Linked DNA regions of Homo sapiens: region 2 is linked to region 1. Evidence: chromatin contacts called from ENCODE Hi-C data. All regions are on one chromosome and are shown on one strand. The core of a region is the stretch at or near the end of the contact, and the rest is flanking DNA. Distances in the headings are between cores, read along the strand shown. Region 1 overlaps ITGB5 (integrin subunit beta 5). Region 2 overlaps SLC12A8 (solute carrier family 12 member 8).

Region 1 (7,415 bases), core at 3,405-5,904:
GTGCAGGATGACATTTCTAATCTGTACTCTGTGACACAGTCCAATCTGAATTATAGAACATTTTGGAATGAAGAAGGTTGAACCATATGAATTTTCCATTTTTGCAGGAAAAACATCAATAGGCAAATAACAAATATCATCAATAAATATCAATAATTTTATATGGTTCAATCTAATGTTTCCAAACAGGTTGTTTTATTTCCCTTCTAATGGATCTGCAGGCTCAAATCAAATCCCAGAGGATAGAGACTTCTCATCTATCTTTAATTTTCTCCACCATACCTGCCACTGAGCATTTATTGGACAGCCAATAAATGCTTTCTGAATGGAAAAGTATTACCAAGTAATAGTACTTCTGGTTCTGCTTTAATGAATTTGCATGAAGCACTGTAAATTCCATGGAGGCAGCCTGGTGGATGGGAGGGTGGAAGTCCCATCCAGGATGGGACAAGCTTGGGGCCAGAAGAACCTGGTATTCCTGAACTTCAGAAGCATAAAGGCACCTGTGAGAATGAAGCCTTTGTTCCCAGATGTTTAACAAGCATCTGTTATGTGCCCAGCAGTGTCTGGTGCTGGGAATATAGTCATAAGAAAAAAGACATAGTCCCTGCCTTCAGGGAGTTTACTATCTCAAAGGGAGGCAGGCATTCCAGGAATGCTTCAAATAAATAAAAATAAGATGATAACTAGGACAGAAGTGATTAAGGGCTTGCCTGGAGCCAGGGCATCCTGACCTACTCAGGGAAGTCCACCAGGGAGGGCTTCTCTGACAAACAGACAGTGAAGCTGAAATCTGAAACACAAACAGGCACAGGTTAGACATTAAAAGGAAAACAGATTCCGGGGGAGGAAGCAGGAATGGACAAGTGGAGCACAGGGACTTCCGGGGCAGGGAAGCTACTCTGTGTGATATTTAATGGTGGCTACCTGTTGTCGTACATTTGTTAAAACCCACAGAACTGTACAAACCAAGAGTGAACCCTAATGTGAACTATGGACTCTGGTTGATAATGATGTGTCAACACTGACTGGGTCACTGATTGTAACAAATATACCACACTGATGTGGAATGCTGATGGTGGGGGAGGTTGTGTGCGCAGTGGTCAGAGGGAAGTTGTGGGAATTCTTTATTTTCTATTCATTTTTGCTATGAACCTAAAACTGCTATAAAAAATAAAATCTACTGAAAGAAAGAAAGAAAGAAGGAAACAAAGAAAGAAAGAAGGAAGGAAGGAAGGAAAGAGAGAGAGAAAGAAGGGAAGGATGGGAAGGGAGGGAGGGAGAGGAGGGAAGGAAGGAGGGAGGCGAGGAAGGGGAGGGAGGGGAGGGAGCGGGGGGAGGGAGGGAGGAAGGAAGGAAGGAAAGAAGGAAGGAAAGAGAGAGAGAGAAGGGAAGGATGGGGAGGGAGGGAGGGAGGGAAGGACGGACAGGAGGAAGGGGAGGGAGGGGAGGGAGGAAAGAAGGAAGGAAGGAAGCAAGCAAGCAAACCAGGAATACAGGGAAGTAGTATCAAAGAAAACCAGGAATACAGGAATGGAGTATCCAAACAGAGGAAACAACACATGCAAAGGCCTTGCCTGAGTCAGAGTAACGCACTCCAGGTCACTGTGGCTGGAATGCAGAGGCCACAGGTAGAGGCCACAGGCAGAGAGCCTTGCAACAGGAGCCCAAGAGCAAATTCCTGTCTCCTTTCATCTTTGCTCAGTGGACATTCCAAGCAAGAAGGAGCCTCTGACTTAAAATAAAAAATTGACATTCTCACCTGGTATGAAAACAGAGCCCCAGCCATCAAAGGGGCCTCCTACCCTTTCCCCAGGATGATTATTCCCTGCCTTGGTCAGTGAAGGGAGCCACCAGCACGTGTAGACACCTCCTAAGCACAGGTGCAAGGCAGGCACGTGACTTGTTTACACTAGAGGGCAAAAAGAAACGCAAACTCTCCCACGTGCCCTGTTCACGATACTGAGTTATGACTCAGCCAGTTCCCACCGCTCAACCCAGAACAGCAGCTGTCGGTGGGGCTGCGGAGCCCACAACACAGCTCACAGCAGAAGGCAGAGCCAGGAAACCACGGAGTCCTGCACTTGGGATGTCGCCTCAGAGACCAAAACAGTAGAAGGATTCAGAAGTGCACATGAAACCACTGCCGTCTGCCACATAGAAAGCCAAGGGGAAGCTGCGCCACACCTGTCTGACAACAACCCTACAGGGCAGAGGGTCTGCACACCTGCATGCGCAATGCCCAGAGAAATCCAATACTTTAATGGTGCTTCCCCAAAGACACGGCAGCACAGGAAGAGCAGGCAGCCTGGCGCTGGATCAAGCCCCGGAAACCTGTGGTGCGATCTGCTAGCAGAAGCAGCTCACACATGCTGAGACAGACAACGCAGACAGCTGGGAAGCAGAACATGTGGCGGGTCCCTCTCTTCAGGTGGTGCAGAGGTTTGAGGAGTGGGGGGATGCCTTCCTTGAGGAAAGAAAGGCAATTTCCTGTATTTCTCAACTCATGCTTGGAAAAGTGACACAAGTCTGAGGTCTAAAAGAAATCAGGCAATAAGTCAAAAGAAAGCGAGTCAATTCTGCAGGAACTGGGAGCTGGGAGGGAGCAAGAGGAAACCCTGACAAAGTTGTGCCTGACTCTGGGACTGGGGAATTTTCCACATTTTACAGGTGTCTGCAGCAGCCTCTACTGGGTCTGAGGCTTAAGCCTGAGCCAGAAGAGACAAAAAAGCAAAATCAAAGGCCTTGAGCAAAGGAGACAGGGCTGTGACCAAGTCCTCTGCGAGAAGTGGCACTGGCTGGCACAGATGGAAGGCAACCTGGAGCACCTCCCTCCAGTCCCATGCCTCCCTGCATCTCCCAGATGTGCTCTCTGAGGCCTGGAGAAGTCAACTGGCTTCCATGGAGGCAGCCGATAACAGAAGAGGCAGAGCTTGAGTAAGGAAAACATGACTCTAAATTCAGTGCCTTCCTAGGTTTGGAATGTATTATTAAAAAAAAAAAAATTCAACAGGCTGTGTGCAGTGGCTCACACCTATAATCCCAGCATTTTGGGAGGCTGAGGTGGGCAGATCACTTGAGCCCAGAAGTTCAAGACCAGCCTGGCCAACATGGACAAACCATGTCTTTACTAAAAATACAAAAAAATTAGCTGGGCAAGGTTGCAGTGAGCCATGATAACACCACAGCACTCCAGCCTGGGCGATAGAATGAGATCTCCTTTCAAAAAAAAAAGAAAAAGAAAAAAAAATTGTTTTAAATAAATAAATGCAGTGCCCCTTACTCAATAGTGCATTATTGTTACTTCCCAGAGCACACAGTCACTGAGTAATAAAAAGGGCACAGAATTTCAAATCAACAGAACTGGTTCACATTCTGGTTCTACTCCTTACTAAATGCAATTAGTCCCTGTGATACTCAGTTTCCACCCCTGTAAAATGGGAACAACCCTTATCAGAGTCCTACCAATATACTGTAGGATTCTGGTAAGGATCCTCCAACAAGAATCACGGCTCCTCTGAGGCTGTGGTCTTCATTTTAGATAAGATATTCTGGCCAGGGAAGAATAAAGGTCTCAATTCCTGCCAAAAAAATTTTATTCAATACATAAATTTACCTTGTTTGCTTTAAGACTTACTCATCCAACTATTTTTGAGAGGAAATAAATGCTTTAAAAATTGAACACAGGCAAAATTAAAAGAATCAGGATTAAAACAGAAACTCTGTCTAAAGAATACAAAGGATAAGTGCCAGGGCTCTAGCAGTGGAGACAAACAGGGAAACGCATTGGGTTGCACTGATTTATTTTCTGGCTGACGAAAAAAAGCAGCACATAGAATACTGTGCAGCCAGCATGTACCCAGCCAAGCTCAAATGTACAAGTAACTTCTTTAACCTGAGAGCCATGAAGAAGAGCAAAGTGATAACTGACAACTTGGGACCCAGAGCTTCCAGGCAACTGCTCACCCTCTGTCCTCCCTAGGCCAAGGGCGTGCCCTGTTTTGAGAGAAGAGGAAAGCAGCCATATTTCCAGTCTGAACCACACATCACACTTCCGCCTGCACAATTTCAGAACAAACAACTTAGAGTCAACTTCTAGAAGGTCCTGGCAGAGAAACCATTATTCTGACCATAAAAAAGTATAAACAGGTTCAATCATAGGCTCTGGGTAAAGATAAGAAATTACAGGCAGTGGCATTCTCCAACTCCAACCCAGCCAGGAACAGTGCATTAGAAAAAATGCCCGCCTTGACGACAGAAGCATCCCTTAGCTGTGGATGCTGTTAGATGGCCTCTCACAGCAATGTGACCTGCAGGGGATAAATAAAGCAACTCAAAACCTCCATTCATAGAAACAGGGTCCTTATCATAAATGGAATGAATCCTAAATAGAAACAGGTAGTTTCCTTCTTTTTGCAAAGAACATCTTTCAAGAGCAGGCCACAGAGGTGGATTTAAAGTCAGACATGTGAATATTCCATACCCCTAAATCCCACAAGTTGATAACTAACAGTCCATTCAGGGAAACAAGAATGAGAATAAAACCAGAGTGAGAATAAAACCAGGACAAAGAGCTCCCTGTGGCGCTGGGAGATAGGCCTGTTATCAGCTCCATCTCCAGGGCACAGGGTCAGGGGAAGTAGAGCGTGCAGCGCTGCCGGGGAATTGCCTGGCCAACTCCAGCCCCTATGACGCACAGAGCCAACTGCACAAGATTCCAGGCCTTCTCCCTCTGTTCCACTGTTTGCAGGATTCAGTGGAAGGGCCTTTAATCTGGCCAGATCAGGAGGAGACACAGCATTCAGTAAACAAAGTAAGGGATACTTAGGACTTACAAATGATAGCCAAGATCTGCTTCAAATATGGGTGTGGTTGGGAATACAAATGCAACAAGACTGGTCATGAGTTAGTAATCATTAAAGACGAACAATGAGTACATGGGGTTTCATTTCACTATTCTTTATTCTGAAACTGTTCCAGAATAAAAAAAAAAAAAAAGAAATCATACTTATTCACTGTGGAAATTTAGGTAAATATTAAACAAAAAGCCAAAGAAGAAAATAAGCCTATCACCTATCAGAAAAATATAATCTTGTCACCTGAGACAACCACTGTTACCATTTTGTTCCATTTCCAATCTTTTCCACATTTTTTCTTTCTTTTGTTTGCAAAACAGAAGTATACTGTCCATATTGTTTTATAACCTGCTTCCCATGCCAATCTTAATTTATCTTACATATTATTCTGGAAATTCTTAAAACATAAAACATTGGGTTGTATCTTCCCTAAGGACAATTTTTCCTAGAAGAGGGAGCCAAGAGAGAGCAAAGTTACTATTAAAGCCATCTGATACTAATACCTTACATATTATTCAAGTCATTAAAATTTTTTTTTTTTTGAGACAGAGTCTTGCTCTGTTGCCCAGGCTGGAGTGCAGTGGCATGATCTCGGTTCACTGAAAGCTCCGCCTCCGGGGTTCACACCATTCTCCTGCCTCAGCCTCCCGAGTAGCTGGGACTACAGGCGCCTGCCACCACGCCCGGCTAATTTTTTGTATTTTTAGTAGAGACGGGGTTTCACCGCGTTAGCCAGGATGGTCTCGATCTCCTGACCTCATGATCTGCCCGCCTCAGCCTCTCAAAGTGCTAGGATTACAGGCGTGAGCCACCGCGCCCAGCCTCAAGTCATTAAATATTTTAAGTAGTATGACTGTTGCGTAGTCTTTCATCCAAAAGTAGTCCATAAACTACTTCCAATTTTTTGTCACCATAAGGCTGTGGTGAGCCAGGAAGGATGACATGTTTTATAAGTAGGTGATGTCAAGTGAGAAATAAATTGCTTAGTATGCACCTGAACATAAACTGACAGCACAATGGAAAAGAAAAGGCAAAGAGAGATGCTGGAGGCACATTGGCTGCATAATTCTGAGCAATCATTAACTTTCCAGGTATTCCCTTTTGCAAAGGTCGTGGTGAGGAATAAAGAGCAAATTTCAACAGGTATAAGCCTGAAACTTGCTCACAAAGTGCCTCTCCGTCAACAATAATTCACCAGGTCCAGACAATGAACTGAGAAAATCTGCTAGCATCGCCTCTGAAATGCTTGAGTCTTGAAATACTGTGTTTTCAAAGGGTTGAAGATTTCATCCATCAGGGATGGCACAGGAAGGTTCCATAGACATAGACTGGATCAAATGGCTTCTCAAAGACCACTGTGGTCCAAGTGATCAATCATGCCCTTTCAATTCATCTAATTGAATAAAATATACTCAGACACTGCTTAGGCCTGTAATTGGGTTCTTTCTCCAGAGAAAGATGAATTTCTCTCTCCAAAAAAAGAAAATCCATAAAATCCTCAAGGTGGGGAGATGAGGGGGATCCTATGTCTTCTCTGCACTATTTTTTTCCCTACCAAGAAGCAGAATTTGGCTGAATGTCTGTGGAGAAAACGCCTCCTATAGTCAATATCTGAAAGTCAGTCAAAAATATAATTTTTCTTTCTGAATCAAATTCATAAACTATTTTGTGAAACATTTGAAAGGTTCAGGACTGAATACATTCTAACCATGTTTCCATGTGTCTCTCTCAGACTGCTAAGAGACACCAGGGACTTCTGAATCAAACAATTTGGCTCTGGCCAGTAGCTGGGAAGAGGCCACACTGCAGCCTTCCTGGATAGGAAGCCACTGCTACCTTCTTCTCCAGGAGGGGCCCACAGACTCTGTGATGGGCAGAACCACAGTGGGATCAAGAGAATGGCAGATGGCTGTTGCTGCTTTCTTTACATTTTACCTTCTCCTTATCCATTTCCTTCTGCCATTTTGGTTTTTTATTTCAGAAAGGACAACTGGGGTTTTCTTCCCATCTTGTCAAGGATTGAGTGGAGAGGAAACAGGAGTCTGTGTGACACACCAGATTCAGGCTCTGAGGTCAGAAACTGTGTAAGTGAGCAATTAAGTGCTTATCACTTAATAAGTGAATAGCAGCTGCCATATGCAGGCTCTCTAGACTGAGTTCTAGCCTCTGACCCTGCCCTCACCAAATGGAAGAGTCCCCACCTATTGAGGAATCTGCCTGAATTTTCAAGAAAGTATTACCAATTATTCACACTCTATTGATGACCACTTTGAAAAAATATGAAATGTATGCACAAAGACTAAGAAGAGACTCACAGATTTTTAAAGTATGTGTTATGATAGTGAATTTAAGAGTGTTTTTTTTTTGTTATTGTTATTGGGTTGTTTCAACAGTAGAAAATTATTTTAAGACTATGTTATCACCAACATTCCATTTATATATTTTGCTAAGATTGGAACCTCTCGAAGCATGAGTTCATTTCTGATCTAAGTCTAGGCCCTCCCTCTGGATTCATATATCACAGAGAAGCAGGAGGAAAACAACTAGAATTGCAACCAA
Region 2 (7,415 bases), core at 3,093-5,592, 370 kb after region 1:
CATCACACTACCCAACTTCAAAATATACTACAAAGCCATGGTAGCCAAAACAGCATGATATTGGTATAGAAACAGACACATAAACCAAAGGAACAGAATAGAGAATCTGGAAATAAATCCACATATTTACAGCCAACTGATTTTCAACAAAGGTGCCAAGGACATATATTGGGGAAAGGACACCCTCTTCAATAAATGGTACTAGGAAAACTGTATATCCACATGCAGAAGAATGAAACTAGACCCCCATCTCTCAACCTATACAAAAAGCAACACAAAATGGATTAAAGACATAAATGTAACACCCAAACTATAAACCTGCTAGAAGAAAACATAGGGGGCATGCTTTGGGACATTGGTTTGGGAAAAGGTTTTATGGCTAAGATTTCAAAAGCACAGGCAACAGAAACAAAAATAGACAAATGGGGTCATATTGATCTAAAAAGTTTCTGCACTGCAAAGGAAACAGTAGAGTGAAAAGACAACCTGTAGAATGGGATAAAATATTTGCAAGATATTCATGCAACAAGGGACTAATATCCAGAACATACAAGGAACTCAAACAACTCAACAGCATAAAATGACTAATCCCATTAAAAAGTGGGCAAAACATCTAAATAGACATTCCTCAAAAGAAGACACACAGATGGCCAACAGGCACATGAAAAAATGCTCAACAGCACTAATTATCAGGGAAATGCAAATCAAAACCACAATGAGATACCACCTCACACCTGTTAGAATGACTATTATCCAAAAAATGTAAAATAACAAGTGTTTGTGGGGCTTTGGAGAAAAGGGAACCCTTGTGCACTGTTGGTGAAAATGTGAATTATTACAGGCATTATAGAAAACAATATGGAAGCTCATTAAAAATTAAAAATAGAACTACCATATGATCCAGCAATCCCACTGTGGGTACTTATCCAAAGGAAAGGAAATGAGTATATCAAAGGGATGCCTGCACACCCATGTTTATTGCAGCCCTATTCGCAATAGCAAAAGGAGTCAACCTAAGTGTCCATCAACAGATGAATGAATAAAGAAAATGTGGTAAATGTATACAATGGAAAACTATTTAGCCATAAAAATGAATGAAATCCTGTCATGTGCAGCAACGTGGATGGAACTGGAGGTCATTAGGTTAAGTGAAATTAACCAGGAACAGAAAGACAGATATCACATGTTCTTATCCATATGTGGGAGCTAAAACAGTTGACTTCATTGAGCTAAATAGTAGAATGATGGTTATCAGAGGGTGGGAAGGGGATTGGGGGGATGAAGAGAGGTTGGTTAATGGGTATAACTGCATAGTTAGATAAAAAGAGTAAGTTCTAGTGTTCTATAGCAAAGAAGGGTAACTATAGTCAACAATAACTTATTGTATATTTCAAAATAGCTAGAGGAGAAGATTTGAAATGCTCCTAAGACAAAGAAATGATAAATATTTGAGGTGATGGATACCCCAATTACCCTGATTTGATCATTACACATTGTATATATGTACCAAAATATCATATGTACCCCCATAAATACGTATAATTATTATATATCAACTTAAAAATGTTTTAAAATCTTGCTGGCCTAGGAAAGACTGACCCTCTCAGACCTAGTCAATTCTCAGAGAGAGCAAAAGGCTTAGCCATGAACACAGCTTTCTTAAGCAAAACAACCAATGCTGAGTCTATACCACCAAAGACCACCTCCTCATCTAACTCACACACCAAGCCAAGATTTCTCCTGACCCCAATCATCCCAGAGCCAGACACCCGGCAACCAGAGGCCACCCCTATAACCCAGAGCCCACTAGAATTGTTCAAACTGCCAGTCCTAAGCTGTCCACCGTGCCCTGCCTTTCCTCTCCTGCAGAAACCCCAATAAACCCTCACTCCTGTCTTCAGCCCCCTGAGCATCCCTGGTGCTTCCCTGTGACCCTGCGTGGCATAGTGTATTCTCTCTTCTCAAGCAAGGTAAGTAACAGAAATCTTTCAGTGGCATCGACCTCTGCATGTTCTCACCTCTGTAAGTTAAAATACGGCGGGTACAAATGAGTCACAGAACCCTGCCTAACTCATTTCAGTGAAGAACACTTTCACTCCAGTTTCTAGGTGGGACACTTTTATCCAGAAAATGTCCCCACTCTATTTTTTACAAATATGCAGCATTTGGGGCCCAGTTGTCATTTTCAGGCAAAGTAACCAACAGGTCTTTAAAGTGGAAAGGGGGAAAGACAGAGGAGAAAGAGGAAAGGATGTCAGTGTGCATATGAAATGCTTCCGCCGCATCTCAATCCTGAGAACAGGATCTGCTGTTACTTCTCTCCAGCTCCAGGAGCATAAGCCTCTTGTCTTCTGCTGCCTTTAAAGTTGCTTCCGTCCATTGACCAGAGGTGGTTTTATGGTGAAGCTAACAGCTTAAGCCTTAGGACGCATCATTTGGCATTTGGTCCCTTCCAAAGATTATGCCAAATTTTCTATTTGCAATTTGTATCCTTTTTACTAGAGAGTCCATAAAAATGGTATAAGCTTCATGCCCTACAAGACCTGGGATAGTGAGGGGGTCATGGCTCTAGGAATCCCAGAATTGAGCCCTGCTCTTCCACCCAACCATTTGGGCCCCAGTGTCCTCATCTTAAAAAGAGGGGCTTCAAGAGATATAAATATGCTTAAAGAAAAAAAAGAGGGGCTAACAAGACTGTCTTGTCTGAAGTTCCCTTTTCCTTCCTCCTCAGCTGCATTCATTTTTCTACATCTACTAATAAAGCAATATGCTATTGCCTGGCACATGGCTGCTGAGGCTCACATAGCTTTTTAAAGATGCTAAAACAGCCCTGAAAAATGCATAGTAAAAATAAAAGTCAGTTCTTAACCATACACTGGCTAATGAGCACTCAGAAAATATGAGCCAAGCTTTTGCAATGAAGCCTGACACCCATACTCAAAATTGGATATGTCAGGGTCAACTCAGGGCTGTGTTCTGGGGCCAGTAGCCTTGCTTCTAACCTGGTTCTGCCTTCTAACCTTGCTCTGGGCAAGTCACTCAATATTTACGTCCTCCTGGACCCACTATTGCTGGAACTCAAGTCTCTGGGCTTGCTTCTTGACACGACAAGCAAATGGACTAGGCCAGAAGATCTCTGAGGACTCCTCCATGTCTTGATTGTTTGGTTCTATTTCTATCTACCTCTCTTGCCAGTGCCACTTCTCTATTCACCATTGCCCCAAAACTTGACCAGGCTCTATCTTACCACACCAAGCTAACTCAGGTAAGCCATCTAATTGAAGAGGAAAAGACAGAGAAAAAGTGTGTATTAGTCCGTACGTGCATTGCTATAAAGAAATACTTGAGACTGGGTAATTTATAAAGAAAAGAGGTTTAATTGGCTTATGGTTCCACAGGCTGTACGGGAAGCATAGCAGCTTCTGCTTCCAGGGAGGCCTCAGGAAACTTTCAATCATGGTGGAAGGCAAAGGCGAGGCAGGCATCTTATGTCACCAGAGCAGGAGCAAGAGGTCCTGGGAGGTGCTGCACACTTTTAAACAACCAGATTTCATGAGAACTCACTCACTCACTATCAGAACAGCATCGAGGGAATGGTGCTAAACCATTGGTGAGAAACCACCCCCAGGATGGAATCATCTCCCACCAGGCCCTACCTCCAACACTGGGAATTACAATTAAACATAAGATTTGGTGGGGACACAGATACAAACCATGAGAGAGCAAGAGAGGAGAGGACACAGAAGGGAAAGAGCTGGGACGCTGTACAAGAAGACGGAGCAGAGTCAGAACCCAGGCAGGTCTCAGCGACCTGGAAACTCCTCCTCCTGTGCTTGGGCCAGTCACAATGGTTCTGACGGGGAGCCTGCTCCCACGGCCTGCAGCGGGTTTTTTCTAGAATAATTAGCCAGACTTTGGCCTGCAGACCTCCTAGAAAAGGGTCCACATGGACCCACTAGTGCTACACTTCAAGTCTCTGTGGTAGAGCAGAATGCAGAAAAGCATGAATCCAGTGTACTAGTTATATTGGTTTTTGGTGACTTATTCTCAGGCCAGCTTCCCTTTTAAGTTCCTGTTGAGACCCTCCAACCCTGAGAGAAGAAAGACAAAAGCCTCAGGCTAGCTGGAGGCACTTCTTATTCCATAAGAACTAGGAGATTGCTGTTGGTTTTGTACTTGTTTTAGTATATCCAGCAGGAACTGGGGATCCTGGCAAGAACTGTCATTCAATAAACACCTGGTAAATGAAACCGAGTTTTCTCCCTATTCCCAACGCTAAGAGCATGAGATTCTGCAGGACTTCAGACCTCCACACAGCTTGTCAGCTTGCCATCTGTTTTTGTCTCAGGCTACCTGCTTTCTCCTGCCAACGCAGTCTTCCTGAAACACCCAGATCGTCACAGTCCTGTCTGTCCAGTACCTGGCACAGACAAGCACCCAATCATGGCTCATTAGCCTTCTGTTCACCTCCCTCTGCACTGGCTGTTTCTTTCTTAGTTTTCAAGCCCCAAGTTTCACAGCCTACTCCGCTGGGCTTCTGTGTGCGATCGGCTTCATCCAATCATCAAATGAGCATTTTACTTAGTGCTTGTCATGAGAGAGGCACTGGCCCAGACCCTTCCACATATGGCATCTCCTTTAATCTCATAAAAACCCTGAGAATCAGGTCCACTCACCCCATCACATAGTTGTGGAAATAGACTGGGAGCCTGTGGGTAACTTGCCCAAGGGCCCAGCCTATCCAGCAGCACAGTCAGAATGGGAAACCCAGAACCCAGGTTTGAGTCTACCACCAGAGCACACAAAGTGCCTCCAGACAGAGGCCCCTGGAACAAGGCTTGGCCTGCCAGAAGTTCGGTGGGTCTCCAAACACACACTCACATTCCCAAACCACTCCAGACTCACCCAGGCCTAGAAAGCACACATCATCCTCAATAGACTGCCCACCCAGCAGGTTGTCTGGAACAATGTCCCACATTCTGGTGTTGGCCCAAGGTATGATTTTGGGTTTGAGACTCCTGCCTTATGTCTTCTGCCTGACTCAGCTGTGCTGAGTCATGCATTGATTTGCCAATGGATCCTTCTGCTCATTTATACCACTACCCCCTGGATTAAATACATACTCCCCTTAGTTTAATTATTAGCCATTTATATAATATAAGCTGAATGCTGACCAGGAACCAAGCACTATACCAAATATTTACACAAATTATCTCTTTTAATTGTCTTCATTCTCTATGGTAGTTTCAATCACTGGGCAGTCATTTTGTAGGTGAGGAAACGGAGGCTTAGTGAGGTTACGAAACTTGTTCAAGGTCACAAAGTATTAGAGCCAGGACTTGACCCAGGCAGCACATGCACCCTCGACCACCACACCATTAACACTCAGATCTACAGCTCCTTCCCAGCTGGTTCACTTATTACTGACCAATCTACACACACACACACACACACACACACACACACACACACACACACAGAGAGAGAGAGAGAGAGAGAGAGAGAGAGAGAGCTACCCTATCTGGTCCTAAAATGATTAAAGCCAAACCAAGAGTCCATTCATTCACCCTCCACCTAACTTCCAAGTGTCCCCACCCTTGCCAAACTTCCTGTGAGCCACTTTCTAATCACCGTGACCAAGAGAAGAGCAGGTCAAGACTGAAGGTGGCATGACACCCACTAGCCTGTCTTCCCACTGGGCACTGCCTCCTAATCTTGTGTTCTGCAGGCCCCAAAGCTCCTAGCAGAATTTCTGATCCCCAAGACTGGAATAAAATTGTTCAAAGGTTCCCAGGAAATTTCTTGAGGGCTAGCCACTCCTAGAGTTCAGCTTCCAGCATTTTAGCCACCTAACTTACTCTCTGTTCCCACGCAGAGGTCCTTAATTTGCCATCTGGGTGGCTTTGCTTATACCATTTGGAGCAGGAGGCACATAGCAAAAAGGATGAAAGCTTGGGACTTGGCATCAAACATGCCTGGCTTTACAGTGCTACAGTTATTCTTGTGTCAAACCAAAATAATCATATCAACTTCAGAATGTTGTAGTGGAGATAAATGAGGTAATGCATATTAAGTGCTCAGTATACAGTAAGTGCCCACTAATTGGTAGCTATTATCATTTTCTCACCCTCCCACCTGGAATATGCTTCCCAAGTCCACCATATGTTCCACTTCCACCATTACTTTAAGACTTAATGCAAATGGCAACTCACCCAATTCCTAGCCAGGTAAGTTCAGTTCAGTAGAACCAACACTGATGGGGCAACTTCTATACACAACACACCATGCCAGGTATTGGGGATACAAAAATAAATAAGACATGCCCCTGAATTTAAGTTCACAGCTTTAAGGGAGACAGAAAAGAAGCAGCTCATTTCAATGCTACATGGTAAGTGCAGTGACACAGGATGCTGTGGAACAGAAGGGGTGAGTTAACCATCACGGAGGGCCCTGGCGGCCAAGATGAGGAGTCTGAGCTGAATTCTGAAGGCAGTGAGAAGCTATTGAAGGAATTTAAGCAGAGGGGTCAAATGCACAGATCTATGCTTCATAAAAGCATCACTTTAGTAGCAATGTGGAAAAAGAACTTAGGAGAGTATGAATCATCCAATCAAGAAATGGTACCTTAACAAGACAGTGCAGGGGAGGGAGAGAGAAAGAAAGGATGGATTTCTAAATCATGAACACCAAAGGCCTTAAAATTGGGCATTGGGCCATGTCCAATCCTTCGATGTTTAGCTATTAAGGGAGAAGGAGGCAACACAGAGGTCATTGTATCCATCACATTTTAGAAATCAACTCTCTCTTAGGGCACTTATGACAATTTAACTTGCATTGTGGTTTTCTGTTGTTTGTTCATGTGATCAATCAACTAAAATTTACTGTCCACTTAAATACCAATTTAAATACTTAAATACCACTTAAATACTTGGGTGAAGGTTTCAGTGACAAATTGTTGATAAGAAGCATCAGCAAAGATCAAGGGAAAGATATAAGCTCTGGGGAATGGTGTGGTTCAGCTGGAAGGTGTGGCAGGAAGAAGAAGATGTGGGGAACTCGACTTGAGACTCAGGTGGGGTCAGACTGTATAGGGCTGAGGCTGAAGAGTTTGAGCCCTGAGTGGTGCACATGAGGAGACACTGAAGGTTTTAAACAGGGGAGAGAGGAACAGATGCCATCACAGGGGAGATCTCAGAATGTCTTATTTGTCTCTCCTTTGGGAATTCCTGGGCCTCACATTTTCTGTCTGGGTTTCTTGTTCATTGTTGATTCTCTCCCCTCTGATGGGGCTTGTCCCCCTGTTACAAGGCTGGGAAACCCTCCTGCCACTCTCTAGAAGCAGGAAAGAAACCCAAGGGATGGTGAAAACTTCATGTTGAGTGATCATGGATGGCAAAGACCCTGGGTGCACATAG

The links. Hi-C counts contacts between places; a loop is a spot of excess contacts on that map. Pooled maps may share reads with other maps.
Region 2: a map with no recorded cell type shows a loop between it and region 1 (1.9-fold over the local background). The contact joins two enhancer-like sites. A Hi-C loop is called at or near these places in 6 of 37 single-sample maps with no recorded cell type and 4 of 50 pooled maps.

The regions. Positions count from the first base shown.
Region 1 is chr3:124,833,222-124,840,636 of GRCh38, forward strand. The region is part of intron 5 of ITGB5 (integrin subunit beta 5); the gene reads right to left. Among named protein-coding and RNA genes, the nearest start is that of ITGB5, 50 kb to the right of the region's middle. RefSeq lists enhancers at 855-1,354, 1,719-1,808, 2,049-2,258 and a silencer at 2,221-2,515. Within about 2 kb of position 4,655, at least 29 of the 41 ENCODE cell types and tissues checked have a DNase peak (open chromatin) inside an H3K27ac peak, as active enhancers do.
Region 2 is chr3:125,203,314-125,210,728 of GRCh38, forward strand. All of the region lies in intron 2 of SLC12A8 (solute carrier family 12 member 8), which reads right to left. Among named protein-coding and RNA genes, the nearest start is that of SLC12A8, 5.7 kb to the right of the region's middle. Within about 2 kb of position 4,343, at least 4 of the 41 ENCODE cell types and tissues checked have a DNase peak (open chromatin) inside an H3K27ac peak, as active enhancers do.